Regions from separate parts of the Homo sapiens genome. Here all the other regions are linked to region 3. Evidence: chromatin loops called from intact Hi-C (ENCODE). Cell type or tissue: Caco-2. All regions are shown on one strand. Each heading gives the region's core, and the rest is flanking DNA. Links, peaks and the distances in the headings are about the cores only. Region 1 overlaps FAM107B (family with sequence similarity 107 member B). Region 2 overlaps FAM107B (family with sequence similarity 107 member B). Region 3 overlaps FAM107B (family with sequence similarity 107 member B). Region 4 has its middle 63 kb from the start of MIR1265. Region 5 overlaps FAM107B (family with sequence similarity 107 member B).

Evidence for each region. Peaks named below come from ENCODE experiments on the same cell type or tissue, not always from the same donor. Only the 100,000 strongest peaks of a DNase experiment are listed, where the experiment ranks them.
Region 1: a loop joins it to region 3, with 2.8 times the contacts of the local background. A loop is called at or near these places in 7 of 110 quality-filtered maps.
Region 2: it touches region 3 in a loop (4-fold over the local background); 3 of 110 quality-filtered maps call a loop at or near these places.
Region 4: a loop joins it to region 3, with 2.3 times the contacts of the local background. A loop is called at or near these places in 10 of 110 quality-filtered maps.
Region 5: it touches region 3 in a loop (5-fold over the local background); 10 of 110 quality-filtered maps call a loop at or near these places.

Annotation. Positions count from the first base shown.
Region 1 is chr10:14,668,101-14,674,043 of GRCh38, forward strand. The region is part of intron 1 of FAM107B (family with sequence similarity 107 member B); the gene reads right to left. Among named protein-coding and RNA genes, the nearest start is that of FAM107B, 100 kb to the right of the region's middle. In Caco-2, for the core only: no CTCF peak of the experiment used is centred there; DNase peaks (open chromatin) are centred at 2,659 and 3,381.
Region 2 is chr10:14,700,489-14,706,431 of GRCh38, forward strand. The region is part of intron 1 of FAM107B (family with sequence similarity 107 member B); the gene reads right to left. Among named protein-coding and RNA genes, the nearest start is that of FAM107B, 71 kb to the right of the region's middle. In Caco-2, for the core only: no CTCF peak of the experiment used is centred there; a DNase peak (open chromatin) is centred at 2,643.
Region 3 is chr10:14,601,564-14,607,506 of GRCh38, forward strand. All of the region lies in intron 2 of FAM107B (family with sequence similarity 107 member B), which reads right to left. Among named protein-coding and RNA genes, the nearest start is that of MIR1265, 170 kb to the left of the region's middle. RefSeq lists an enhancer at 407-576 and silencers at 2,246-2,465, 2,696-3,195. In Caco-2, for the core only: no CTCF peak of the experiment used is centred there; DNase peaks (open chromatin) are centred at 628 and 2,928; H3K4me3 peaks cover 3,353 bases.
Region 4 is chr10:14,496,317-14,502,259 of GRCh38, forward strand. No RefSeq gene overlaps it. Among named protein-coding and RNA genes, the nearest start is that of MIR1265, 63 kb to the left of the region's middle. In Caco-2, for the core only: a CTCF peak has its summit at 2,804 (motif pointing right); DNase peaks (open chromatin) are centred at 2,815 and 4,045.
Region 5 is chr10:14,533,727-14,539,669 of GRCh38, forward strand. All of the region lies in intron 2 of FAM107B (family with sequence similarity 107 member B), which reads right to left. It overlaps LOC124902381 (a long non-coding RNA gene), which reads left to right. Exons shown (of 3, transcript XR_007062063.1): 3 at 702-4,121. Among named protein-coding and RNA genes, the nearest start is that of MIR1265, 100 kb to the left of the region's middle. RefSeq lists an enhancer at 3,468-3,537. In Caco-2, for the core only: a CTCF peak has its summit at 3,364 (motif pointing right); a DNase peak (open chromatin) is centred at 3,405.

The DNA of each region.
Region 1 (5,943 bases), core at 397-5,396, 67 kb after region 3:
GCACAATCTCGGCTTACTGCAACCTCCAACTCCCTGGTTCAAGTGATTCTTCTGCCTCAGCCTCCTAAGTAGCTAGGATTACAGGCATGCACCACCAGGCCTGGCTGATTTTTTTTGTATTTTTAGTAGAGACGGGGTTTCACCATGTTGGCCAGCATGGTCTCGATCTCCTGACCTCATGATCTGCCTGCCTTGGCCTCCCAAAGTGCTGGGGTTCCAGGAGTGAGCCACCACACCAGGCCAGGTTTTTCATAAAATAGAAATGCCACCAGCATGGTTGAACAAGGAGAATTATGTTTTGTTTTTCATCACTCAAGGAACTGATTTCATGTACTTTCGAAAGTTCCATCATTATTCACAGTTATATTTTTATCTCTAAGAAGGTAGGTGTACACATTCTTGTCTGAGTCCTGGTATGATATTCTTTAATGACAATGGTTGTCACTGCCGTGACACTGATAAAAGTAGACCCCATTAGAAATGAGGGAGATAAATTAAGAGGAATATCTAAATGATCCTTTTCTAATTTTGCCTGCAAGATGACTTTACGCCAATTAATTTATTTGTTTTTCCCTTCATTAAACAAATATTTGATGAGTGTCTGCTACGGGCTATTTCTGTGGGATCTTAACCTTTAGGCAGGATACCTTCTAACATCCCTTGAATTATACTGCAGGAAGTTACCTACTCAGCTTCCTTCCTAGCCTGGCAGGAAGGCTACTGTGCTTACTTTGTTCTTTCTAAGAATTTAGCCCAATAGAAGATATGCTAGACCATAATAAAGTATATGGGTGTAGGGTTCCATAAATAAAAACTGGGGCTATTCTATAACCAGAGTGAAAAAATTGAATTCAAAAACTGGTATTATTCATTATAGGAATACTGTCTCAAATTTGCCCTGAGTTTGCCAGTTCTTGGTAATATCTCACCTGGATTAGAACCCACCAGACTCTAGAGCTCAGGTAGTAAGATAAAGAAAGGTCCAGGCCAGTTGTGGTGGCTGACACCTGTAATCCTAGCACTTTGGGAGGCCGAGGCGGGTGGATTGCCTGAGCCCAGGAGTTCAACACCAGCCTGGGCCATATGGTGAAACCCCATCTCTACAAAAAATACAAAAAAATTAGCTGGGTGTGGTTTTGCCTGCCTGTAAATCCAGCTACTCGGGAGGCTGCGGCAGGAGAATCACTTGAGCCTGGGAGGTGGAGGTTGCCGTGAGCTGAGATTGCACCACTGTACTCCAGCCTGGGCCACAGAGCGAGACTCTGTCAAAAAAAAAAAAAAAAAGGAAGAAAGAAATGTCCTTTTCGAAGGAAATCAGTATATCAAAGGGATATCTGCACGCCCATATTTATTTGAGCACTATTCACAAAGATATGGAATCAACTATCAACTTGAACATCCATCGCCAGATAAACGGATAAATAAAGAAAATGTGGTAAATATACACAATGGAATACTATTTGGCCATAAAAAAAAGAATGAAACTCTGTCATTTGCAGCAACATGGATGAAACTGGAAGTTATTAAATGAAATAAGCTAGGCATGGAAAGATAAATATCTGTTTGCCTTTCTCATATGTTCTTATTCTTGTTGCATGTTCTTACTCATATGTGGGAACTAAAAACATTGGTCTCATGGAAACAGAAAGTAGAATGATAGTTACCAGAGTCAGGAAAGGGTGCGGTGTGGGGAATGAAGAGAGGTTGGTTAATGGTTACAAACATACAGCTAGATAGAAGCAATACATTCTAATGTTCATAGCAGAGCAAGGTGACTACAGTTAACAACAATGTATTGCATATTTCAAAGTAGCTAGAAGAGAGAACTTGAAATGTTCCCAATACATAGAAATCATAAATACTTGCATAATGGATATCCTAAATGCCTTGACTTGATCATCACACATTCTATGCATGTAAAAAAAATCACAAGTACCCCATGAATATGTAAATATTATGTATCAATAAACATGTTTTTAAAAAGAAATGTCTTTCTTAATTCATAAAAACTGGTTTCATTAAATTGCCATAATTATCAACTTAGAAGTGAATTGATTTCACCTGTGTTGGGAACAAATGTTTTTCCAGAGATCAAAAATCATCTCCAAATATTCATCATCAGAGACCATTTCTAAAAATGTGTCCTACTTTTAAAACCCATAGAATAGTATTGGCATAAGCAATTTGGGTAAATAAGGCCTCAGTTCAATTATCTCAAATGTATGTGTTGTAAGAAATTTTAATGAAAATTGCCTCCAAAATTACATATTTGAAGTGGGTATGAATTAATAGTATACCAAAGAATGTGTAAATAACAGAAAAGCCCCATCACACAGCAAATAAATGCAGTAAGTCATTTCTTGTTTCACAAGGCCTGACAGAACAGTATATAATGAAAACATGAGGAATTATTTTATAATACAGCCACAGGGGAAGTCTCTTGAGAGGCCAAAATAATCCAAATAAAGTCATTTTCAAGATGAAAAGACTCTCCCCTTTGAGCCAGTAAGACTGTTTACTTTTTTATTGCTCTGAATTCCAGAACTGTGAAATAACATAGCCCTTTAGCTCTTCTCCAAACATATTTATTACTCCATCTTAAATAGCCCCTCCCTAAGGTTTCCCTTTGACTAGTAAGAGTTGCAAAGTCCCGCAACAATCTGCAGAGGGAAGGATGTTGGAAATGCTCTTGGTTGGAGAGCTTTCAGCACAGAATAAACAAGCATCTGTCCTCACTAGTATAAACTATGTTCTATTTAGAGAAAAGAAGCTGAGCTCCTTCAATTCTTGTGTCTCTTCTCTTCAGCGCAAGTCTGCAATTTGCTGAATGCGTTCGTAGTGGCTTTTTCCCAGCAAAGCTAGAATAAAATGACAACAGTCCAACTGTAGTAGACATCTGTTGATTTTGCTGCCTAGTACTCACTGACTCACTATCTAGTAAGTGTGTCCTGATTTCCTCTTTAAAGCCATCTCATCCCATCTCATCCCACTCTTAAAGAACTGTGGTTTTCTGTGCTCCGTGAAACCGACTCCTTCCCCACCATCCCACTCCAGGGGTGCAACATATGACCCAGGCCCACGCCCATCAGTCTGCTGCATTTCCCTCTGATTGGTAGAGCGGCTATGTTGTTCCAGGACTGTTCCTTAGTTCAGCTAAAGACAGAGTTCTTTGTCCCATGGCCACGAAAATTAAGGCTTGCAGACAATTTGAAAAGGCTCGCCAACAATTTGAATGGTGAGTAAAACAGGGTTTTATTGGGTGAAAAGGAAGAAAAGGGGGAAACAGGGACTCTTACTAGGTCAGAGTCCCTGCTACAACCCTTCCTGTTGGAATCCCAGGTTACACACAGGAAGAGGAGGGGCCAGGCTCCTCCCTGATGCAAATGGCACGAGCTTCCCGAGGCTCCACCCCAAGTGGGCAGGCTGGTTGGAGGTTTTCTGGGGACCCCCTCCCATCTCGCTGTCTGAATGTGACACACTCAGGGTTAGTGAGACCTAATGAGATTTTTCTCTGGACTTCTGGGAAAATGACTCCTGTTCTTATTATCCACTGGCCCTGAAACCAGAGACAGGGGTTGCAGCTGCTACTGTAGGCACCACCTTGTTATCACGTGCGGCTGAAACTGAAGCCCACACAAAGGAAGGCAGAGCCAAGAGATGCTCCAATGCTTTCTTCTGTTGATATCAACTAAGCCCCAAATTCAGCCACGCCTGAAGCAAGATTAACCCTGGACTTTTCCGCATAAGGCAGCTAATACACTCCCTTTTATTTAAAAAAAAAAAACAAAAAAACAAAAAAAAAACCCTCTATTTCTTTTTAAATCAAACTGATTCCTATCAGGTTTTCTGTCACTTCTAAAAGAATGAGTCCTAACTGATACACCAGTGTAAGAACTCCAGCTCTGGGAAATCAGGAGTCAGGCATGCATTGGTTCTGTACATTGGTTCTGTACCTCCCCTGCCATCATGAGTTTTTTTCTTTCTTTTTATTTTTTATTTATTTATTTTTTTTTTTGAGGCAAAGTCTTGCTCTGTTGCCCAGCAGTGGCGTGATCTCGGCTCACTGCAGCCTCCACCTTCCAGGTTCAAGCGATTCTCCTGCCTCAGCCTCCCGAGCAGCTGGGATTACAGGCACCTGCCACCATGCCCAGCTAATTTTTGTATTTTAGTGGAGACGGGATTTCACCATGTTGGTCAAGCTGGTCTCAAACTCCTAACCTCAGTTGATCTGCCCGCCTCGGCCTCCCAAACTGCTGGGATTACAGGCGTGAGCCACTGTGCCCGGCCCCATCATGAGTTTTACAATGCTTATTAAATCAAATGTGACCACGATGATGTACCAAGAATGTACTATTAAAATTTGTCAAACAAATGGACTTTTCATTTACAGTCGTGTGTTGTCACTTTACAACATGAATATGTGTTTGTTTGTGTTTCTAAACATAGAAAAGGTACAGTAAAAAGATAGTTTATAACCTGATGGGACCTCCATTCTATATGGGGTCTGTTGCTGACTGAAACATTATTATATGGCTCATGACTGTATTTTCCTTGAGGACTAATCCCAAGATGCCTCATTGAAAGGGCATGTGAAACCACACTAAGTTTATACTTAGGGAGTTCAAGGTAAGATTTTGGTACAAATTAGCTTCTTTTCCTAAGGTTCACCTGATTGAACATTAGTAGAAATAAAGAAAGAAGGAAGGAATAAAAAAACTTAAAAACACGAACCAAATACATTCACCAATGTACATCAAGTCATTTTCCTTTGGCCTCATAGTTGGCAACATTGGGAGTTAACATTTCACTCTAGGGCAGCAAGTTTAGAAGCAAAAAGGTAGTTTGTTGGAGACAGAAATAGAATTCCTGACCAATAATTAAAGAGGCTTGGTTCCATTCTTTTAAATGGACACATAATAATCATAGATATTTATGTGTACATGTGATATTTCAATACATGTATACATGTGAAATGAGCAAAGCAGGGTAATTAGCCTGTCCGTCACCTCAAACATCCATCATTTCTTTGTGTTAGGAACATTCAATATCTGTTCTTCTAGCTATTTGAAAATATACAATAAATTATTGTTAACTAGAGTCACCCTGCAGTGCTATAGAACACTAGAAACTATTCCTTCTATCTGGCTGTAATTTTGTACTCATTAACCAACCTCTCCCTATTTTTCCTTCCCCCTAACCTTCCCAGCCTCTGGTAACCACTGTTCTCCTCTCCACTTCCATGATACCAACTTTTTCAGCTCTCACATATGAGTCAGAACATGTGGTATCTGTCTTTCTGTGTCTGGCTTATTTCACTTAATATAATGTCCTCCAGGCTCATCTATGTTGCTGCGAATGAAGGATTTTATTCTTTTTTTAAATGTCTGAATAGTATTCTATTGTATAAGTGCCACATTTTCTTTATCCCTTCATCTGTTGATAGACACTCAGGTTGATTCCGTATCTTTGCTATTGTGAATAGTGCTGCAATAAACACGAGAGTGTAGATATCTCTTTGACATGCTGATCTCCTTCCCTTTGGATGCATACCCAGCAGTGGGATTGCTGGATCATATGGTCGTTCTATTTTTAGTTTTTGGAGAAAACTTCATACTGTTTTTCATAACGGCTGTACTGTAGGAGTTCCCCTTTCTCCGTATCCTTTTCGGCGTTTGTTATTTTTTTGTCTTCTTGATAATCGCCATTTGAACTGGGGTGAGATGATATCTCATTTTGGTTTTGATTTGCATTTTCCTGATGATTAGTGATGTGGAGCATTTTTTTAATATACTTGGCTATTTGTATGTCTTCTTTTGAGAAATGCCTATTCCAATCTTTTGCCTATTTTTTAATCAGATTATTTGTTTTTTGCTTTTGCTTTTTGTTTTGTTTGTTTGCTGTTGAGTTATTTGCGTTCCAAGTATCTCTAGAAAAGAGGGCATC
Region 2 (5,943 bases), core at 402-5,401, 99 kb after region 3:
GATAGTCATTAGTGACAATATCAGAAGAGATGCAATAAAAAGATCAATGTCCTGATGCAGAAATGACCATGAGAATGAGGGGTGGGGTGGGAGTCTGAAAGCCCAGCCTGTGCCCCTGCCTTCATCCTGAGCTTGATCCATGATGTGGAATCTGCTGCAACTCCCTCTACATCCATTTTCTGACATAAACAACAATGATGCTTTTTTCCCCCAGATGTTGAAACAGACTAAATAACCATTTTCTGCTGGCAACTCTGACAGCTGAAGCTACTTGAAATCACACCAGCTCTGGATCAACTACAGGCCCAGCTGGTCACTTGGATGCTGATGGCAAGAGGCAAAAAAAAAAAAAAAAAAAAAAAAACGCACTAGGGTGAGTGCAAAAGTAGAGCTATGCTCACTTATAACCTGGGGCACACACACACATCACACCTCACCCCACATGTGGCCCCTGGGGTGCTGTAATCCAGCAAGAGCTTTCTCTTGGTGCCAGGACAAGGACCAGAAGTGAAACCTAGTCATATTTTCCTTGGAAAACACTCTCTCCACCACTGCTTTTTTATGGAAGCATTGAATGCCTCTGATTTTAAGCCACTTCTATTAAGACATTTTTTAATGTCCTAATTTCACCTTATGTTCTCTGACATTGACAGGGACAAGGTTAATCTCATTTAATTCCCTGGAATAAATTTATTTTTTAAAAGCTTAATGCCAGGCAGAAACTCTTCATTTTATTATTTATTTCTTATTTTTAATTTTATTTATTTATTTTTTGAGACAGACTCTCACTCTGTCGTCCAGGCTGGAGTGCAGTGGTGTGATCTCGGCTCACTGCAACCTCCACCTCCCAGGTTCAAGCGATTCTCTAGCCTCAGCCTCCTGAGAAGCTGGGATCCCAGGCATGCCCCACCACCCCTGGCTAATTTTTGTATTTTTAGTAGAGATGGGGTTTTACCATGTTGGCCAAGCTGGTCTTGAACTCCTGACCTCAGGTGATCCTCCCACCTCGGCCTCCCAAAGTGCTGGGATCATAGGCATGAGCCACCATGCCTGGCCAAAAACCTTCATTTTAAATAGTCCTCACAGCTCCAAGAATATAGACCTATCTCTCACAGAATCATCGAAAGGGAACTAAAAGGAATGCCAAAGTCATCTCCCAACATCATCTTGTGTTACGCATCAGGAAACCAGAAAGAATGCAATGACCGGCCCTAGGCAAAGAGTTGTTTTTTTTTTTTCCAACAAAAAGCATGGCGGACAGAGGCATTGTATGATATCAAACCTGTAACCTTTGGAAACAATGGCGTTTTGTAAAACTCATCCCTCTGCTGGCGTGTGAAAAGAGCAGGGGAGTCCCTGGAACCTGGAGCAGGGCTGGAGAGATTCAGGAATAGTTCAGTACACTGAAATTTACTCCTTGGCCAAGAAAATCTAATAAGACAATTTTTGCAACAAAAGCAGTCTTCGAAAACAAACTTTCAGAGGTTCAGGATTCCTGCTGCAGCAATAGCTGCCCACCCAAAAAACATATTGCAGAAATAAAAATTCCTGTATTTCTTCTTTTCAGATGAAGAGCAGGGAATATACTGATAAGTAAATGCAAAAATGACAACAATTAATTTGTTCCACAAACGAGTGCATTTCATGCAATATTCTTAAGGAACAAAGACACGCACATAGCTTGTTTATGCTCATCCACAATATTTTATGTATTTGGAATATATGTACATGGATATCCTAGGACTCCATCTTAGGCTCAGCATTTTTCCTAAGACAAATGAAGTTAAATTAACCTTTTGCTGGAATGTTGTTGCTCCTTTTCATAAAGTTTTTGATTCAATATTCATGTATCATTATTTATTTTATGTTTATTTTATTTTTTTTGAGACACAGTCTCACTTTATTCTCAGGCTGAAATGCAATGGCACGATCTTGGCTCACTCCACCTCCTGAGTTCAAGCGATTCTCCCGCCTCAGCCCCCTGAGTAGCTGAGATTACAGGCACACACCACAACACCCAAATACTTTTTTTGTATTTTTTAGTAGAGATGGGGTTTCACCATGTTGGCCAGGCTGTTCTCAAACTCCTGACCTCAGGTGATCCACCCACTTTGGCCTCCCAAAGTGTTGGGATTACAGGCATGAGCTGCTGCACCTGGCCAAAGTGTATTATTTTAAAAATTTAGTAGACAGCCATGCATTTGGTGCTTTGCAACAGGAAGATAAGCTCTCCCATAGCAGAATAAGTTTTGGGTTGAAGGAGTACAGCGAAGTCCACCCCAAAACATGGCTTCCTTTTAAAATGAGTATTTTGCCCTCAAAGATCAACAGACACTGGAAGAGGCTTCTCCCCTACCTACAGAAAGACCAGACAGACCCACCAAGAATTGTTTTTCCTTCCTCTCCCTGTTGTCTCATTATCTATTGCAGTAAAAAAGACCAAGAATGTCACCGGACCTGATCGACCCTATTACAAAATCATGTTTATCTCTCAGGCTCATTCAGTTTCCAAAAAGAACTATTTACAAGTTAATCTCTATTCCCCCACCCATTCATTCTCCCAGGTAATCAGGTATTGCCCCTCAACCAAAGTACCTATATTCCCCATCTCTCCCTCCCCTCTGAGGTAAGGCCACAAAGGTTGGGCCCCAATGGGATATGGGATCATCACTGTGGCTCTCCCCATGTGCGTGCTAATGAATTTGCCTTTTCTCCTAATCATCAGCCTTTGTCAGTTGATTTTTCAATGAACCCTCCAAGGGCAAAGGGAAAGATTTCACAAGATTTCCCTTTGCTCCTACAAAGTCTTCCTAAGTTTGTTTCCTTTTCCTTCTTCTTCTTTTTTTTTTTTTTTTTCTGAGACAGAGTCTCTCTCTGTCCCCCAGGCTGGAGGGCAGTGGCATGATCTTGTGATCCCGGCTCACTGCAACCTCCGCCTCTGGGTTCAAGCAATTCTGGTGCCTCAGCCTCCCAAGTAGCTGGGACTACAGGCGTGCGTCATCACCCCTGCTAATTTTTGTATCTTTAGTAGAGACAGGGTTTCACCATGTTGGCCAGGCTGGTCTCGAACTCCTGGCCTCAAGTGATACACCTGCCTCGGCCTCCCAAAGTGCTAGGATTACAGGCGTGAGCCACTGCGCCCAGCCCAGGTCTTCTTAAGTTTGAAAAACACACAAAATAAAAACAAATCTTTCAAGAATGACACTGACTCATTTTAAGTCTTCTTTGAATTATAACAAAATGTGGTATCCAATTCTGCTTTAGCAATCAGTCAGGAAAAGCTTCCAGTTTTCACACTTACATCAGGACTTGATAAATGCTGTCTCGATTTTTTTAAGGTTGCCATTTATGAGCAGCTGATCATAATAAACTGCAATTTCTGTTTCTCCCCAGGTTCTGCAGCGACTGAAGGGCTTGAGTAGAGAACCAGGCGTGATGATTTAAGAGCAAACATTTTTAAAGGGGGAGAGGAAAAGAAAGAGAAAAATGCTAAAATGTTTGGACAGAAAACTGGGTTCTCCTCCCAGTGGGTATTAAGTGAACCTTGTGGGTTTTGCACAAACCTTTTGAGAGAAACAGCAATCATGGTTCCCATTCTACAGATGGTAGGAGCCACCTTCTATGCTCTGACAGTACATCCAGGTGGTCTACCTGTACATCACTGAAGAATGTTAAATGCCCTTAGAGATTTTAAGGCTTAGGAGAAATCCGATCACTTTATTTTCTCCTAAATTTGTAAATTATCAAAGAGGCTAATTGTAAAGGTTTAGGTAAATTGCTCTGTGTGTGTGTGTGTGTGTGTGTGTGTGTGTTAGTATGTATCAAATAAATACAATAAATGAGTCATCCAAACACACAGGATCAGGTTTTAACTAATAGCCAACAAAATGCTAAGTGTCACAGAAGAATCCAATAACAAACAGTTTCCAACTGTTTACCCCAAAAATATTGTGTGGTTGTAGCCTATCTTCAAAAAGGTGGGTCTACCCAGAGACAGGTCTCTGACAAAATCTACAAATTATACAGAGGGGACGCCCAGCCAAGACTGGGCAGCCTTCAAAGTTCAAGATGGTTAAAAATTAAACTGCATATTTAACTGAATCTAAGGTGAAATCAAAATAGTATAACACATACAATGAGCAAAAATATTTGTAAATAATGGATCTGATATGGGATTAATATACAGAATATATAAAGAATGCCTACAACTCGATAAGAACAAAACAAACAATCTAATTCAAAATAGGCAAAAGGGCCAGGTGTGGTGGCTCATGCCTGTAATCCCAGCATTTTGGGAGGCCAAGGCGGGTAGATTATTTGAGATCAGAAGTTTGAGACCAGCCTGGCCAACATGATGAAACCCCATCTCTACTAAAAATACAAAAATTAACTAAGCATGGTGGTGGGCAACTGTAATCCCAGTTACTTGGGAAGCTAAGGCAGGAGAATCACTTGAACCCGGGAGGCAGAGCTTGCCGCGAGCCAAGATGGCGCCACTGTACTCCAGACTGAGCAATGGAGTGAGACCCTGTCACAAAAAAAAAAAAAAAAAAAATAGACAAAGGACTTGAATAAACATTTCTCCAAAGAAGATACACAAATGCCAATAAGCTCATGGATTGCTGCACCACATCACTAATCATTAGGGAAATGTAAATCAAAACCACAATGAGATACGACTTTCACACCCATTAGAATGACCACTATTTAAAAAAAAGAAAATAATAAGCAGTGATGAGAATGTAGAGAAACTGGAACCCTTGTACACTGCTGGGGGAACTGTAATGGTGCAGGTGCTATAGAAAACAGTACTCATTCCTAAAAAATAATTACACATACAACTACCCTATGAGCCAGCAATTAGACTTCTGCATATTGACCCAAAAGAATTAAAAGCAGAGTCTAGAATGGATATTTGCACACCCATGCTCCTAGCAGCATTGTCTACAATAGCCAAAGGTGTGAACAACCCAAATTTTCCCTGATAGAAAAATGGATAAACAAAGTGTGGTCTAGCCATACAATGGAATGTGATTCAGCTTGAAAAAGGAAGGGAATTCTGACACACACCACAACATAACTGGATCTTGAAGACATTATAATCAAAGAAATAAGCTAGCCACAGAAAGACAAATACTATATATGGTTCCACTCCTACAAGGTCCCTAGAGTAGTCAAATGCATAGAGAGAACAAGCAGAATGATGGTTGCCAAGGGCTAGGTGGAGAAGAAAAGGGGAAGTTGTTTAGTGGGTACAGAGATTCAGTTTTTTGCAAGACGAAAGAGTTCTGGAGATGGAGGGTGGTGATGACTGCACAACAATGTAAACGTATTTGATGCCACTTGTGATCTGAGAGGCCAAAACAGATGCCCTTTTGTCAACTAAGAGAAACTCTAACGTTAAGGCAACAGAAGTTACCTACAGATCAAGGTTTCAGGACCCAACCGGCAGGGCAAATTTCTAAATTCCTATGGCTTACAAGAAAAACCGCACTCTTGCTAAACTCCTATACAATAGGAGCTATCAGGCAAATTAACATACCCTTCCTAATTCTGATTTACAACCCAGACCACTACAACTCTGTTGAACAGAGGATTGGCCTGATAAACATTCTTTCCTGATAAGCAACTGCAGACCTTAAGCCAGTTTCAGCAGCTCATGGAGGCTGTGCACAAACTGTCTTTGTGTCCTATGCTTAACCTTTTGATATATACCACCTTGTTCTATTTTATTTTAAGAGACAGGGTCTCACTCTGTCACCCAGGTGGGAGTACCGTGGTGCAATCATAACTCATTGCAGCCTCAAACTCCAAATTGTTTTTTTTTTAAGACAGCTAAAGTATCCCTCTTGCCTCAGCCCCCCAAGTAGCTGGCACTACCAGAACACACCACCATGCCTGGCTAATTTTAAATTTTTTTGTAGAGATAAGGTCCCACTATGT
Region 3 (5,943 bases), core at 343-5,342:
GCAGCTTTCCCACCCCCGAGTGTGCCCCACAGCACACTAGCACCCATAGTCACCTTCTCTAGGCTGAAAGAAGAGTGACAACTCCCCCAGATAGCCGGGGACTTCTACAAATGCCCAAAATCTAGATCTCACTTACCCAAACTCCCAACTCATTTCCTTAAAACACTTGCACACAGAATTCTGGAGGGAAGGGGCAGAAGGTAAGTTAGGAATAACATTAAGCCATATTCCTCATCTTTCCTCTTTCCATCAGGAGAGAAGTCTTCTACCCCTCCACCATTCCCAAAGAAAATCAGTAAAACTCTTTTCCACCTTTACTTGTGAGATTTTAAACAATTAACAGTCAAAGGAAAGATTCGATGAATGAATGAATGAATGACGGCGTCCATCCTCCCACATCAGGAACAAGATTTCACATGTCAGTTTCTCAGAAGCGCAAATCAAGTCCATTTTTAACCACCCAAGGAAGGGGATCTCCAGTCCCCTGGGGTAGGAGATTGTGACATTTCCTATTGGAGCTTCGTTTGACTTTTGCAGACAGAAACACATCACGACTCCTGAAGGAATGCCGATCATCAGAGCAGACTGCATGCATGACTCATTCACTCACAGGCTACTACTGCACCGCAACACTCCCCTGAGCGTGTGTGCAGATTAAAGCGCCCCGAGTGTCAGGAACTGCAACAAAAATGCACCTGAGTGGACACAGCCACAACTTCCTTCTTGTAGATTCTTCTAACTTCAAAATGTATTGCATCATCCTAATGATCAACCTACTTCTAAACGGTTGTCTCAAAGACCTCTATTTTGCATATTAGAGAATTCAAAAGTCCAAAAATGTTACAAGAGGAAAATAAAAGTATGTAATGACAAAAGCGTCCAGTGGCCAAATCTGTGGCTAAAGAACGATTTTATTTTAAAAGAACATACACACTCAACACAACTCACGATTCTCAGGAAAACCCTTATTTTACTTTCTCAGTGCAAGGTCTTTAAGAAGCCAGCATGCACCCGGTTGTACAATCACTGCTATTCCTTGTTCCACAAACAAGAATTCCTTTCCATCACATATTTCTTATGAATCTCAGAACACAATGTTACCTTTAAAATATTTTTAAAGCTTAAAGATTTCATTTAAAGACAAAAGTCAATCCCAAATGACTCCTGAATTCAAAAATATAGTCCATGAAACTTTTTTGTCAGCCCATTCTTCCAAATAAAGTGGAAATTTACATTGTTTTTCCTGTTTCTTTCTTCTCCCTTCTGTACAGGTGGTTATATGCAAACCTATAAGAAAATATATTTCAAAACAACTTGTCCGTATTAATCTTGGATGTAAGTGGCATACCAATATTGTAGAATTATCATGATTAAATATATTTTAGGCTGATGTGGCTGGTCAGTAATGCTCTCATTTACCACCCCACCCTCTTTCCCACACACACACACACACACACACACACACACAAACACACTATGGCTGCCAAGTCATAAATTAAGCAAAGATGCCTTCATCCTTAGGGTGTGTTTGGGTGGTGAGCATATGAGTGGTTTTTTTCTATATATTTTCAATTTTTTAATTAATATATAAAATTTTCTCATGAAAAGTTTTAAACCGGAAACCAGCAGCGCTAAGAAATCTTCTCTGGACAGGTAGCCCAGACACTATTTCAACTTAAAGCCACTTGGATAGATAGAATTTCCAAAGTGATGTTAGGAAAACGTGGCTGGAGGAGAAAACCGATGTACTTGATAGCAAGAAATCGCAAGTTTAAGAATGTGAAGTCCAACAGCCCTCATTCCGTTTTTCTTTGACCCCTCAAAATCGCACCCATCCTATCAAGTAACTTTGCTCCGCTGTCATTGCCTAAAATCTTTGGGAGGGAGGAAGGAAGCAGGCTTGGTACCTTGCAGCAGAGAATGAAATCTACAGTTTACCCTCTCAACCTAATTCCTCTTGCAGATTTCACAAGTGGTGGACACCATCCCCTACATAACACTAACACTTGGCCATACCCATCAGTGCCACCTCCAAGGGACCTAAAGATGCCTGGGGGAAATTACGGAACCCAAATTGAATTAGGACTCCTTGTGTGTGTTACACCACCCCATATGCTGGGTTCACTGGAACAGGGGAGAAAGAGAAGAGGCAAAAGAGGAAAAGTTACTTGCAGACTGGAGTCAGTGTCACGGCCACCGTCGGCGCGGGGCAAACCTCCCCGGCCCCGGCTTTGTCTGCCTGGCGGGGGCTGGCGTCGGGGCGCGACCCGGTCCACGCCGGGCGCCGCGGGGCGAGGGGCGCCGAGGGCGGGCATACGGCGCACACGGCCAGGCAGTGCACACCGCGCCGGGTAGGGCTCCCCCGCGGCAGCGCCGAGAAGGCAACAATGAGCCGGGCGGCCGCTGGGCCCCTTCCCCGCAGCGGCCCCCGCCTCCGCGGCGCCCCCCGCACGGCCCCGCCGCGTGCCCGCCCTGAGCCCCGGCACCTCCCGGGCGCCGCGCGGGGTGACCCGTGGTCCCCGTACGCCCGCTGCCCTCCCGCGCACGGGGACCCCCCACCCGCCCGGCCGCCCGCCCGCCGAGAGGGTCCCCGGAGCCGGGGTCGGGCAGGGCCGCCGCCCGCCTCCCCGCGCCCCTCGTCTTTGTGTGGAAAGTAAGTGCGGGAGGCGAACCTACCTCGGCGCGCGCACAAAGGCGCGCGGCTCCCTCCCAGCTCGCTCCCGGCGCCCGCGGCGGCGCCCAGCGGCCCGACTGCTCGGCGGCGGCCCGAGGCGGCGCGAGGGCGGCTCCGGGGGCGGCGGCCCGGCCCGCAAGCCAGTCCGGCGCAGGGCGGCTCTCGCTCCCCGCGGCCCCGCGCGTCCGAATTAAGCGGCGGGGCGGGGAGGGGCGGGGCGGCAAGGCCACGCCCCCAACGCGCCCCGCCCTGGCAGCCCCGCCCCCGCCTTCCTTCCACGGCTCGCGCGCGTCGGGCGGAGATCCAGAAAGGCCGGGCATCCGCGCCGGGAGGGGCACCAGCCGGGGCTGCAGCGCTCGGCCTCCGGGACTCGGTGGGAGCGAGGGCTGGAGGGAAAGCGCGGCGGCCCCGGATGACCGGGAAAGTGGGAAGGCGGCCGCGTGGGTCACAGCCACAAAGCTCCGGGGCGCTCACTCTCCTTTTTTCTCACTCCCTCGTTCCCTCGCTCTCTCCCTCTACCTCTCTGTCTCTCTCACACACACATTCTCTCTTCTTTTATCTCTTTCTCTCTCCCTTAATCTCTTTCTCTCTCATTGTCTCTCTTTCTCTCATTCTCTCCCTCATTCTCATTCTCTTTCATTCTTTCTCTCTCCTCTGTCTCATTCTTTCATTCTCTTTCTCTCTCTGTGCTCACCCCCATCTCTCTCTCTTATTCTGTCTCACACACAAAGTACCCAAGAGCGTCTCGCTCCTGGGTGTCCGGGCTCCGTCTCCCCGGCAAGTCTGCGATGCTAAGAGGCCGTCCCCATAGAAATCCTGCCAGTTCCTCTTGGAAGAAAACGCAGACAGAATCAGGGAGGAAAAGGAGACATTTGTTGTAATTGTACAAATTTACGGTCAAGCCAGGACCCAAAACCCGGTGACCTGGAGATTCACCCATTTTCCTCCCCTCCCTTCATCAAAGGGTAATTGGAAATTTAAATATGCAAGAAAGAAAGGGTTTATTCCGCCTCTTTGCTCTCTGATCTCCTTTTCTTCAGCTCTCTTACAAGTGCTTTTCTGGCCAACCCTAAGGCTCTGAGATTACAATCTACTTGAATCACAGCAGGTACAAAATCAGGGACTGAAACAGTTATCGGTTTCAGCGTAGCAAAAAGGACAACAGGTTCGTGGATTTTAGATCAAAAGCTTTTTAACTGTCTTGGCAACAGATGACTAAGGGCTTATTTATGGGGAAATTTTTCTGACTAAGACAGTTTGGGTCATAGTCATACTGAAAAGTCACATCAGTTACGGATTTTGGTAAACAAATTACTTATTCCAAAGATACCTATCACACACCATGCTCTAAGCCACAGCCTGCCAGCCAAGTAAGGGTCTGGCCATCCCTGGGTCCCTGGAACCCACTGAGGGGTGGAATCCCTGCCAGAGAACTTAAAGAAACTCCTTCCCAGCTGAGGAAGCTGAATTCCATGAACTTTATACATGGTGTTTCCTATGATTCTTCCTTCTCTCTCGTCCTTGAGTTGTGTTTCTGTTCTTAACAATGGCTCCACCAGTCACCAAACCAAAACCTAGGATCCAGCCTAAACTCTCTCCCTCCCCACATTGGCATCAACTCCAAGGTTTGTGCAGTGTGCACAATTCCTGGCTATCTCCCTCCCCCTCTGCTGGCACCGCCACTGTTGCCTTTGGGCTCAGTCACAATATGGTGGCAGGGGTTTCCTAACTGGCCCCAGCCTCTGGTCTAACACATGCTTTTCCTCTCAACTTTCTGGGGTGCAAGTGAACTTTCCAGGTGCAAGATGCTCAGTTTCCTCCTCTGCTTGAAACACTTTAGTGGATGCCTGCTTCCTGCTACATGATCAAGTCGAAGCTCCCCAGCAAACATCCAAGGCTCCACTCAGCCAGAGTGCCGTATTTGCTAAGTGGCCCTGCTCTGTGATGAAGACTGGATGAAATAATGAATATATGGCCTTGTCATGCTCTTCCACGGGCTTCCCCTCTGCCTAGCAGACCTTCACCAATCCCCAAGAGCTCCTCTCCTCTCTGAGAATCAGTCTTCTCTGGAAACCCTTTCCTGACCTGCTCACACTAAATGGATCTTTTCTGCCCCTCCCATACCCGACATGGTATTGGCGTTATTGCACTGTATCGTAAATATGTGCCTCTGTGAGCCCAGAGTTGATGCTTGACATATATACATATCTTTATACCCTCTTGCCTAATGTAATATCTGGCATATGGGAAGTGTTATGGACTAAACTGTGTACCACATACCCCTATAATTCATATGTTGAAGCCCTAACCTCCAATGTGACTGTATTTGGAGACAGGACCTATAGGGAGGTAATTAAGGTTAAACAAGGTCATAAGGGTGGGACCCTAAGCTCATAGGTCTGGTGGCCTTATATAAGGAGGCAGAGACACCAGATCCCTCCTTCCTTCTCTCTTCCTCTCTCCCTCCCTCCTTCCCCTCTGTCCCTTTCCCCACTCTCTCTTTCTCTGCCCAAACACAGAGAAGAGGCCACATGAAGACACAATGAAAAGGCCGCCAACTGCAAGCCAGAAAGAGAGGCCTCACCAGAAACCAACCCTACTGCCATCTTGATCTTGGACTTCCAGCCTTCAGAACTGTGGGAAAATGAAATGTCTTGTTTAAGCCACTCAGTCTAGGGTATTCTGTTACAGCAGCCCCATCAGATGAATAGAAAAAGCATGCACTGGATTCGAGATTCTAACCAAAGATGCATTGGATTCAAGATTCTAAATCCCATCCCAGCAGTGAGCCTGACTTCTCCATACAAAGTAGCCTGGACAAACATCTGTGATGCAAGGCCACAGGCAGAGTGTGTGAATGTGATAAGTGACCACGGTCTTTTCCCTGCCCCGTGAGAGAAATAGAAACAAAGGCTCGTTCCATACTCTGGGGTATAAATGCCTACAGGCTCAAAGTCACGATGCTACCTTTTGCACCAGGTACCATAATTTCTTTTAAACCAAAAACAAATAAGAGCAAATATTTACTTTGAATTTATTAATTCAAATAAAAGACAGGAGGCCAGTATCAATATATTAAATCTGCTCTTTTAGGCTGAATATCTCACATCCCTAGGGAATCTTAGTGGGATTTTAATTCAGGTAAGATCAAGTATCCAATTTGGTTTGGGACCCCTGGAGCCACTGTGGGGGGATCCCAGGAAATAAAAACTCAAAGGTTATGAGCTATGGTGATATTTCCATTTGTATCCATACCATCCACCACAGTG
Region 4 (5,943 bases), core at 377-5,376, 110 kb before region 3:
ATTTGGTGGCTTTTGTTGTACCATTGAGAAGGTCAATAGGGAACAGCCAGTGAGGGACAGAGCCCCAGCCAGAATCAAGGGTTTGACTGCTAGGTCAGCTTCCATTACCCGGAGAGATTTGCCCCCAATAGGAGTCACTTCACTGTTGCTTTTTAAAGATCTTTAAGGAGGGAAATGCTTGCTTTTGTGCAAAGTGTGCATAGTGATAGTTTACAGTTTCAAATCTCTAAGTCAATAACAGGAACATTTCCCCATATAGTGACCCTTGGTTGAAAAGGCAAGTTCAACCACTGTGGAAGACACTATGACGAGTCCTCAAAGATTTAGAACCAGAAATCTCATTTGACCCAGCAGTCCCATTACTGGGTATATACCCAAAGGAATATAAATCATTCTATTATAAAGACACATGCACACGTATGTTCATTGCAGCACTATTCACAGTAGCAAAGACATGAAATCAACCCAAATTCCCATCCATGATAGACTGGATAAAGAAAATGCAGTACATATACACCATGGAATACTATGCAGCCATAGAAAGGAATGAGATCATGTCTTTTGCAGGGACATGGATGAAGCTGGAAGCCATTATCCTCAGCAAACTAACGCAGGAACAGAAAACCAAACACCGCTTGTTCTCACTTTTAAGTGGGCACTGAACAATGAGAACACATGGACAGTGAGAGGAACAACACACACTGGGGCCTGTCGGGGGAGGCTGGGGAGGGGAGAGCATTCAGAAAAATAGCTAATGCATGCTGGGCTTAATACCTAGGTGATGGATTGATAGGTGCAGCAAACCATCGTGGCATGTGTTTACCTATGTAGCTACACATCCTCCACATGTATCCCAGAATTTAAAATTAAATTGAATTTAAAATTAAATTATATTAAAAAGAAAAGGCAGAAGCAATTATTAGTTAGCAGAGAAAGTGGCCTAAAATCACAAAGAAGAAAACGCTTGTGCATAAATGAATACTTCATACTCTAAATCTGTTTACATTTTATGAAGAACTTTTCAAAGGATCTGCTGGCTCATGTTTCTCTGATGTTTTATAGTTTACAGAGCAGTTTCTCCTGTGCTGTTTCATTTACTACAATTCAGCAAACCTTTATTTAGTTGAGACGGCTGCAGCTGTTTACCAAGGCCCTTGCCATGTGTGCAGGGAGACAAACATGTATACAACCTCTATCGTGCCTGACAGGCATGACACTTTCGAATGAGGCTTCCAGCACTGGCAGTGGGAAAGCAGTTGCACCACGTGGGTGTCAGGAGCAGTCTCACGGGCAGGATGCTTGAGTCAGCTCATCTGCAATTGGTGAGATTTCACCAGGAGGCCATGAAAAGGCCGACCCACCAGATGCGAAGGGAGGGAAGGTGCTGCATTGCCCGGGAGGAAGCAGCATGGCAGTGTGGCCGAGTGGGTAAAGGCGCGGGCTCCATAGTCAGAGACCTGGGTTTCAGTTCCAGGCTGCTATTTTTTTTTTTTTTTTTTTTTTTGAGACGGAGTCTCGCTCTGTCGCCCAGGCTGGAGTGCAGTGGCGCGATCCCGGCTCACTGCAAGCTCCAAATTCCGGGCTGCTATGTACTAGTTGTGTGACCTTAGACATATTCCTTTACTTCTCTCTGCCTCAGTTTCCCTGTAGATAAATGGGGGAGGGGTAATAACACAACATCACTCTTAAGATGAATATGCAAATTGATCTATAAAGCACTGAGCAAAATACTTGGCACATGGTAAATGTTACCTGTTGTTGTATCAGAAAACCATAAGTAGCTTGAGGAAGCTGGCTGGCGTGATTGGTACCGTAGCTTCCATGACAGAGCAATTGAACCTTATGGTATTGACAAGGAAGAAAGTTTCTCTGCAAGTTGGTAAGAGGCTCAGATTTGTGTTTTAGGAAAGAACTGGCCTATTATGAAAGGAGAGCGATTGGAAGCAAGGAATGGAGGAGGTGGGACTTCTATTAGTCACTGTGAGAAATGGCTTCATGCTTTGTCCATTGTGTGTGTGTGTTCATGCAAGTGCACGGGTGTGTGTGAGTGTGTGATTTCTATTTTCCCCATAGAATGTCATCTCCCCCATGGCAGGAGCCCTGGCTTCCTTACACTCCCAGGGCTCCTGCGCCTGGTACCCATGTGCTGGATGAATGAATGTGTGAAACTGCAATTCTCGCAATACTTGACCGTGGGCAGGAGCGGGACGGCGAGTAGGTTTTACAGATGAGGAAAACCACACCAGGAGTCTCCATGACTTCCTCACTGCCCTCACAGTAAGAGGCAGCACTGGGCCTAGAAAAGGGGACTTTTTACTCTTTGTGCCTGAACCTATCATATCAAACTGAGAGGTGTAATCATAATGCTTACTGCTCATGATTTGAACTAGTTCACCTCAGACCAAGAACAGAATATTAGAACTCAATAAATTAATAAACAAATTATAATTATTGTTTTTATAGCGATGGAATGGAGTCTCACTATGTTGCCCAGACTGGTCTCAAATTCCTGGGCTCAAGCCATCCTCCCACCTCAGCCTCCCAAAGTGCTTGAATTATAGGTGTGAGCCAACACGCTTAGCTAACTTTTTAAATTTTTTGTAGAGATGGGAAGGGAGTGGGGGGGGTCTTGCTATGTTCTCCAGGCTGGTCTCGAACTTCTGGCCTCAAGCAACCCTCCCGCCTTAGCCTCCCAAAGTGCTGGGATTACAGGCATGAGCCACTGTGCCCAGCCTATGAATTGCGATTCTAATTTTAAAAACTAAGACGTTCTGCTGGTGCACACTAGATGGCAGCAACGCGCATCATTTTAAGGACGGTGAAAGTAGCGGCCGCATCCCTTGGTAGGGTCTGTATAGCCCTGGCCCTCGGCTAGGGCTGGGTTTTATTATTTCATGTAAGCTTCCCAACCTCTCAGTATTGCAGATACTTAGCAGAAAGGATTAAGTCCCGAGTTGCCGAAGCCTAACGTCACCAACCTTGCTATTGCCAAGAGCAGGCATGGAAAGGTTTTCCTTCCTCTCTGGAGGCCAGCAATTGACTATCTTGCCCAGTCATAAAAGAAGACACTTAGGAGAAGCCTTGATTCCTAGAAACGGCTGAATTAGGCGTTCTTGCTGCAGGGACAAAGGCTTCCTCCGGGCCTTAGAACGGGCCGAGAAAACCTACCATCTGCCTTCCTCGCCGGGAAGGCACCTTGACTTTGGCTGGGCTGGGCCAGCCCTGGACACACTGATGACAAGCGACGCCTGCCAGTGCCCAGCTCCCTCTTTCCAGGCCCTGTCATTTAATGGCAAATATTTATTGAGGGCCTACTATGCGCCAGGCCTTATGTCCCAGCCTCCAACCCCACATGCTTCACCCCCACACTGTCTGTCACTGACCATCCTCCTGTCCCAGGCTCCTCATGGCTCCTGACTGGCTTCCCCACCGCCTGGTCCCACTTCTCCGTTGCCAAGCCAAAAGGGGTTGTCCCAGCTGTACCCAATGCTTGAGGATGTATTAAGGTATCTCTGCCAGGTAGAAAAGGGTAAATGCGTTGTCTTTCCCCAGACAACAGCATGTTGAAATTTTACCGCTACACAGTGGTTGGGACTTTAAAGGTTAATGCAGGGCTGGGCGCAGTGGCTTATGCCTGTAATCCCAGCACTTTGGGAGGCCCAGGGGGGTGGATCACCTGAGGTCAGAAGTTTGAGACCAGCCTGGCCAATAAGGTGAAACCCCGTATCTACTAAAAATACAAAAATTAGCCAGGCATGGTGGCATGGTGGCACATGCCTGTAATCCCAGCTACTTGGGAGGCTGAGGCAGGAGAATCGCTTGAACCTGGGAGGCAGAGGTTGCAGTGAGCTGAGATCGTGCCATTGCACTCCAGCCTGGGCAACAAGAGTGAAACTCCGTCTCAAAAAAAAAAAAAGGTTAACACGGTAGGATTTTAGAAGAGGCATTTGAGGGCAGCTGGACGTTATGGCTTCAAATCATACCACGTGGTGAGGGGTTGTATCTAGGATGGCCCTGGCCCTGCACGTTGGGTGTGTGAGCAACACTGCAGCCACTCTGCCCCACCCCAGAGCCTGTGACTGAGCCTGGACTTCCTGAACTTCATAAATAAGTGTAGATAACAAATATAAACAAAAGAACAGCAATCATCATCATCACTAATGTTTACTAAGCACTTTACATGAATCTCCTCTAACACTTTTTTTTTTCAACAGGACATCTCCCTCTGACACCCAGGCTGGAGTGCAGTGGTGCAATCGTGGCTCACTGCAGCCTCAACTTCCTGGACTCAAGCAATCCTCCCACCTCATCCTCTCAAGTGGCTGGGACTACAGGCCGGTGCCACCACATCTGGCTAAATTTTTTTTATTTTTTGTAGAGACAGGGTCTCACTATGTTGCCCAGGCTGGTCTGGAACTCCTGGCCTCAAGTGATCCTCTCATCTCGGCCTCCCAAAGTGCTGAGATTGCAGGCATAAGCCACTATACCTACCCTACTCCTTTAACTCTTACAACGGCTCAATGAGGCAAACAAAATCATTATGCCCATTTTATTTTACTTTTTATTTTTTGAGATGGAGTCTTGCCCTGTTGTCCAGGCTGGAGTTAAATGGTGCAATCTCGGCTCACTACAACCTCTGCCCCCTGGGTTCAAGTGATTCTTGTGTCTCAGCCTCCTGAATAGCTGGGATTACAGGCGCGTAACATTATGCCTGGCTACTTGTTGTATTTTTAGTAGAGACGGGGTTTCGCCCTGTTGGCCAGGCTGGCTTCGAACTCCTGACCTCAAGTGATCCACCTGCCTCGGCCTCCCAAAGTACTGGGATTACAGATGTGAGCAACCATGCCTGGTCAGTTACGCCCATTTTACAGATGAGAAAACTGGGGCCAAAGCATTTATTTTCCCAGAATCACAAAGCTAGAAAGCGATGGGACTATGATTCAAATCCAAGTTCTCTGATTCCAGAGCCTGTGCTCCTTATTCTATTGCCCACTCAATTTTTCCCCCAAAATCCAAGCCAACATCCAATGTGAATTCCATCTGACCTTGGTTATGGAAAGCAGCCCCCTCCCCGACACCCCCCCCACCCCTGCTCCCACACACACAGCCATTCTATTGAAGGAGACTAGCCCCAGATGCCCCCTGGCTTCTTGCTGTCAGTAGTGAGAATTAGTCCAACAGTTGGAGAAAAGAAGCCACCGATAACTGAGAGTTGGCTATTGCCTTCGTTCTCTGCATTTTGCTCTTGTAAAAAGCAATGTGTGTGTGTGGAGCCTCTAAGTATGTCCATATGGTGACATAGACAAGACCGCGGTACTTGCTTGTGACAACTGGATCTGACCTTCCCTGGAACTCTTAGGAAAATGTAAATTGCTCTTTCGTGGCCCCAACAGCACATTTTGTACCCACTTTGGTCAAGGTCACTATACAAGGAGGATCCTGGCATGCTGGGAACACTTGCTTACCTTGGGGCCTCCCAAGAATCAGCCCATGGATGGAGACTCTGCCCTACTCACTTTTTATTCTCATGCCGACTAGCACAAGGCAGGTACTCGATGTGTGTCAGTTGACACAAAATAAAGTGAGCATGTCCTAGGGAGGTGAGACAATGGGAAAAGGTGGGTCTCCTCTTGACTCTCATCACCCTTGCTGCCTGGGGTTCCTGTTCCTCCACCTCACTTCCCTGGGGCCTCCCAGTCTGTCTTGCCTCATTGTTCTGTCCCAGGGAGAGAGGGGTGACAATGTCCTAGAGCCAAAGCCATCCCGTGCAAAATCAGGTAGGAGGAAAGTACATACAGTGCTACCCAAAGGGCCAGCCCAGCCTGGAGGAATATGATGCTTTGGGGAGGTACCTGGGGATCCTGTATAGGCAACATAAGCCATGATGGAAAATAAAGTAATACAAGCAGTAACCTCCAAGACAGAAAATTGATTCATTAGTGC
Region 5 (5,943 bases), core at 321-5,320, 68 kb before region 3:
AGGGAGGTTGAGCTTCCAGTGCACAGAATGAAATGACTTTAGTTCTGAATCTAGGAAACAGGCCCTAGCTTGGGATGTTTTTCTGACTTCTCTTTAGATTTAGTTGCTTGGAAATCTTTCTTCTCACATAGGACCAGTGGGGTGAGGGGCACCCAAGCCTGTCTCCTATTAGAGAGACACGGGCACTGCGAGCCGGTGCAGGAGGGGGGGGCTGCGGTTGACTTTTCAGACACTTGTGGCTGCACAGAAGTGCGTGTAGTGCATTTAGGATTTCAGCCCAGGAGGATGTTTTTCCGTGGGACAGTGTGGTGAAGTATATGTATATGCTGTCAACACAGGGGCAAACATCTTCCTTCTTTTTCACTGGTTTGTCCTTCTTCACAACTGGAGCTGGAAAAGGGGGTGCACAGGAGCCTCTCAGTCTGAGTTAAGCATGGAGACCTTAAGCCTGTCCTCAGAACAGGTGGCATGGTCCCTGCAGCTCCTCATGCAAAGGCCACACTGGGGTCTGGGAAATGGTCATTTAGTAACAAGGGGGTGAACGGGCCGGAGCAACCCCCTCCTTGAGTCTTTGTACTCAGGGCAGTGGTGGTGGCGGGAGAACCATGTGGGATCTGGGTTCCAGCTGCTTCTCAGTGACACCCCGCCCTGGAGCTGTGACTAACACATGGCAATAACCATCACTATGACCTTCTTCACAGCTCTCTTCCCTCTGCCAGCCATCCTGCTCACTGCTACCAACGCTGGAAAATACAACTCTGGTATAAGGCAACTCTTGCGTCTCACAAATCCTATCTTCCGATCAAGCTGAAACAAATGTTCTTGCTCCCCACATCCTCACACCCCGCCTTCCCTCCACCAGCATGCTTACAGCAGCACTGCACCCTCCGAAGGCGTGCTGAGGCTTTTCCCACCGCAGCCCCGGATCTCCACAAAGCCAAACTCACGCATCCAGCAGATCCAAATAAATGCCGCATCTGCCCTGACGCCTTCCCAAATTCTATGGGATGTTCTTTGTTCTTTTTTCCTAGTAATTCGTCAACCACCGCCTTGTATTATAGCAATGTGGATATAAATCTTATCCTCTCTTCACTGCAAAGAACATGTCTGGTTTATGTTCCTATTCTTTTGACCCCTTGGACCTGTTCAGAAAGCATTACTTAAATGAAGTAACAAAGGCATGGGCTAACGACAGAGGGTGTCCCTGAGCCATTTGGATTCCACCGCCATAAGGTGTAGTGCAGAAAGTGGGGTTGAGCGGCCAGGTACATTTCCTCTCTGAGCAACAAGGAATCCAGGAGCCTGAGAGTAAAGATGGGGTAGAAATGTCTAGAGGTACAAGTACTTTGCAAGCAAATATTATTACTGACATGAAACATCATTTCTAGAAATAAACACAAAGATAATCTTGTCACAGTCACTTCACTGGTCAAGTAACTTACTCAAAGTAACTTTTTTTAATGTATTAAGTCAATTAAGGAAAACCAGGACCAGCTCAGTGAAGGAGAAATAAAACTGGTTTGAGATCCTGGACAAATCCTAACTTCCCTGACCCCCAGCTCTCCTATGTGTAAAATGAATGCTGTAAAAACTGAGTAAAATGTATATGCAAAGACTCTCTCTAATCCCTGGCACAAACATGAGAACTCAATAGAAGCTATTATAAGCCCAACTATGCAACCAGCAACATTACATACTTTATTTAGAGGCCTGGAAAACTCTGTATAGGAAACTCTACTTCTCTGGGCTTTGATTTCTTCAAAACTGTAACTTCAGTTGAATGACCCACAGACTTTCTCACTGACAACGTTCAATGGTTCTTGGACCTATTCATGCAACTAACATAAGAAGCTTCTGGAAAGTCTAAAAAGGTCTGTCTATCACACTGCCAAGGTGCTGCATGAAGTTCTGAATGGCTCCAGTCGTTCAGAGTGGGGCAGGAAACAGACAGGCCTGATGACAAGGGCCTCTCGTGCTGTTCTGAATGGAGGGGACTCACTGAAAGATTTTCAAGCTGTTGAGTAATAACAGAATTGTATTTCAGACAGACACACTATGCACTGAAAAATGCTGCCTGATGAGAATTCTACCTTTAATTTCCACTGAGCAACACACGGAAGTCATTATTTGACTCTACTATCCCAGAGCACTGGGAAATCCCATGCTTACAGATGGATTTTGAGTCCTTGCTTTTCATGTTTTTCCCTTTCCAAAGTTCACTCCGGGCCCAGCTCTCTGGCTATCCCAGGTACTTCTGTTGACTGCTTTCCAGAGGTGAATTACCATTCCCTCGGAAAACTTTCACAACTGGGCTGATAAAACAAACCCAGACCGTAGCTGGCTTGCCCCAGCAGACTGCTCTGGTTCCATGTCTGCATATTTCTACATCAAAGAGATGAATTCAAAACCTAATCCTCTAAGATTTAAAAATCAGAATTTACAGATTATGCTAGTTTTCATGTTTACCTAAATATATAAGACCTAATTCTATCTAGAAGCACTAATACTTGAATCCTTTCTAAAACAATCTCTTGGCACGTGGCAACGTGTACAGTTTACAGGTGCGCTACCACCAACCAAAGTGAAACAACCTTTTGAACTGCTAAAACGTCTGGAAAGTTAAAAGTAATTCCAAGATACTTTTGGAGAATCTGTTTCCTAAGCTGTCTCTAAGATTCTGCCAACCCTCTGGCAATACCCTGAGAAACCCAAGTTACGTAAGGTGGAGGCGGCAAACTCCAGGCCGGGTCAGCCTGAAAAGGGAAAGACACCTCTTAGATCCAAAGCCTCTCTCTCAGCACCCACAGTTCCCAGACAGGCAGGAGCCTGAGTTCCGGTAAGAATTTTTCCCAAAGTGCAGTTGGTTTCATCACAAACTCCTGACTTGCCTGGCCCTAAGGCAAACCTAAAAATTTCCATCTTAGACCAGGCAACAGACAAGTGCCCAGGGGATTTCTGTGGCCACCAACCTGGTGCACCAAGGCTTAGAAACGACGTCCCACCAGAGTCATCAGCGTAAGTGCAGAGACGTTATTGTTTCATACTCTGCCAAGCTCCACTATGGCTACGGGACAGTCCTCTGTGGCTTCCCAGGATGGTCATTTAAAACAATGACGAACTCAATAAATTTGCTGCCAATATGTTGTTGTACAAATGCCAAACAGTGATGCTCTTGGGAAAGTATCAAACTCATTTTCTCATCAGTTTTTTCATCCCCCGAAAATGTATTTTTACAAATAAGGCACATATTTTATATTTAGAAAATGGCAGAGGAGGAGGGAGTGACAACTAAGGAGGGCAAGAAACATCCGACAGACATCTGCCTACACTACAGCAACCAGAAGCTGGCCCGAGTGAGGTGGGAACGACCAATAGGTGGCGACACCTCCTCAACTAATGAGGTGTCCAGACCTGGAATGGCAGGTCCGCTTTCCTTAGGACAGCCAGAGTGGAGCAGCCATGCCCACTCCGCCTTCCTGCACTGTAGTCAAAGCACACCCCAAAAGCAGCTGGCCATTCTGAGAGATGCAGGGAAAGGAATCCATCTTGGAGCTGGTGTCCATGTCACCTGGGGGTATATGTAAGCTTCCCCTGTCACTTGGTCCTCATACGGCCCATGAGGCAGGGGTCATGACTTCCCAGTCTCCAAATGAGGCTGACAGCTTCAAGAGCATGGGTTTGGGTGGGGCAACCCGCATCTGCATTCCAGCTTCCTCACTTGCTCTAAGTGTGATCTTGGGTAAGGGCCTTCGCCAGTTTAACAAGGCAACAATGAAAAAGGACTGACAGATCTCACAGGGTTGCTATGAAGAGTAAATAAGAAATGCAACTGCTGGGCTGCGGTGGCTCATACCTGTAATCCCAGCACTTTGGGAGGCCGAGGCGGGCGGATCATGAGGTCCAGAGATCGAGACCATCCTGGCCAACACGGTGAAACCCTGTCTCTACTAAAAATACAAAAAGTTGGGTGTGGTGGCATGCACCTGTAATACCAGCTACTCGGGAGGCTGAGGCAGGAGAATAGCTTGAACCCAGGAGGCGGAGACTGCAGTGGGCTGAGATTGCGCCACTGCACTCCAGCCTGGCGACAGAGTGAGACTCTGTCTCAAAAAAAAAAAAAAAAAAAATGAAATGCACCAAACGCAATGCCTACAACACAGTAAGCCTTCAATAGACATCACCTGCTATTAGCGCTGTCACTGGCAACGAATAAGAATAAATTAGTAACAATAATGCTGTCACTGCTGCCCAAGGTTACCAAGCTGCTTAAGAGCAGGACCAAGATTTGACCTTGAGTCTGTGTAATTCCAAAAGGAAGCTCTTAGGCACTCCATGGGCTGGGATGATGGATGGACGAACCAGATTTGACTTTAACAGAATGATTTCCTGTCTCTCAACAGGACTTTAGAACCTTTCTAACATCACAGCTTTACGATCCCAAACAGAAAACATCTTGCAAAGGATGACATTAAAGTGAGATGGGAGGCAGGAAAGACATATTTCATTAAAATATATCAATATAAATGATTTTTATAAGAATGTTAATGGCAGGCCATTCATAATAGTCCCAAACTGGAGGCAACTCAAATGTCCACTAACAGTAGGATGGGTAAGTAAACAGCGGTGTGCTGACATAGTGGAATACTATGCAGCAATGAGAATGAACTGGCAATTCTGCAAGCAAAGCACAGCTGAATCTCACAAATACAACGTTAAGCAAACAAAGCAAGATGCAGAAGAGTATATACTGCATGCGTCCATGTACATAATGTTCAAAATCAGGCAAAACCAACCTTTGATGTTAGGTGTCAGGATAATGCTTATTTCGGGAGTGAATAGACGGCAGTACCAATGGGGCTTCCAGGGTCTGGAAAAGATTGTTTCTGGATAATACAGATTCTGGTGACACAGGTGTGTTTCCTCTAAACATTCACCCTCAATCAGTACACTTTTTTGGTGCATGCCCTCCTCTGCATGTGTAAGAGTACACGTTCAACAGCTATTAAAATTACTATCCACAAGTCACTTGGTTGCTGCTGCATAATGACAATTCTGTCATTTCATCCATAGTCCATGGGAAGTTATACAGCATAATGGAAAAAAGCATCAGGCTTGAAGACCACCCATCTTGAATTAGAATCCCTGGTTAGGTCACTCATCAATTATTGATTTTATAAAATTATTTAACCTGAGTCTTGATTCCTCAACTGGAAATCAGAGCTAGTACACTTGCATATGCAGAGTTGGTCTCAGCATTCTTGAAAACTCATGGAAAACATCTACCATCCACAGTACTTGCCCACGTGGCAGATGCTCAACAAAGTAGGCAAACAGTCCCAACAAACTAATTCATTACTCTAACTCTCCATTACTTAATGTTCCATCAACATGAAAGTGAATGACCGTATACCGCAAGTACACTAGTTTAAACAAAGAATAATGATGAACCCAATCTTGGCCTCTGCTCATTTTTCCAGTGTGGACAGGGAAGGGAGAAAGTGCTGTGGAAGAAAGAAAATGACTGGAGCAGGATCTCAGAGAGGCTTGTGCCAAAGTTGGGTACCCAAGACCCAGCTGGTATCTGTCAGAAGAAAGTGAGGCTGATGGTCAAGCAATGACAGTTTGGGCTGCTTTCCATGCAAACTAGCAAATTACTCCTGCAACTAAATTTCTTCAGCCTTGTACCTCCCCAAAGTCTGCATCTTGGCTAAAAAGAGGCATTTTCTATATTGTCCAAATATATCATGATCAAAGCCAAAGTTAAAAAAAAACAAAGCAGTTCTCACATAATCTAGTTTTGCCAGGAAGTTGGATATTCAAACAAACTTAGAAAAGACTGAAGACAAAATACAGAGAGAAAATGAAAACAAAAACAAAAATACTCTAGGGTGTGAGAACAAGAAGTCTCTAGATAGAAGAAAACTAATTTAAAATAAACAAAGA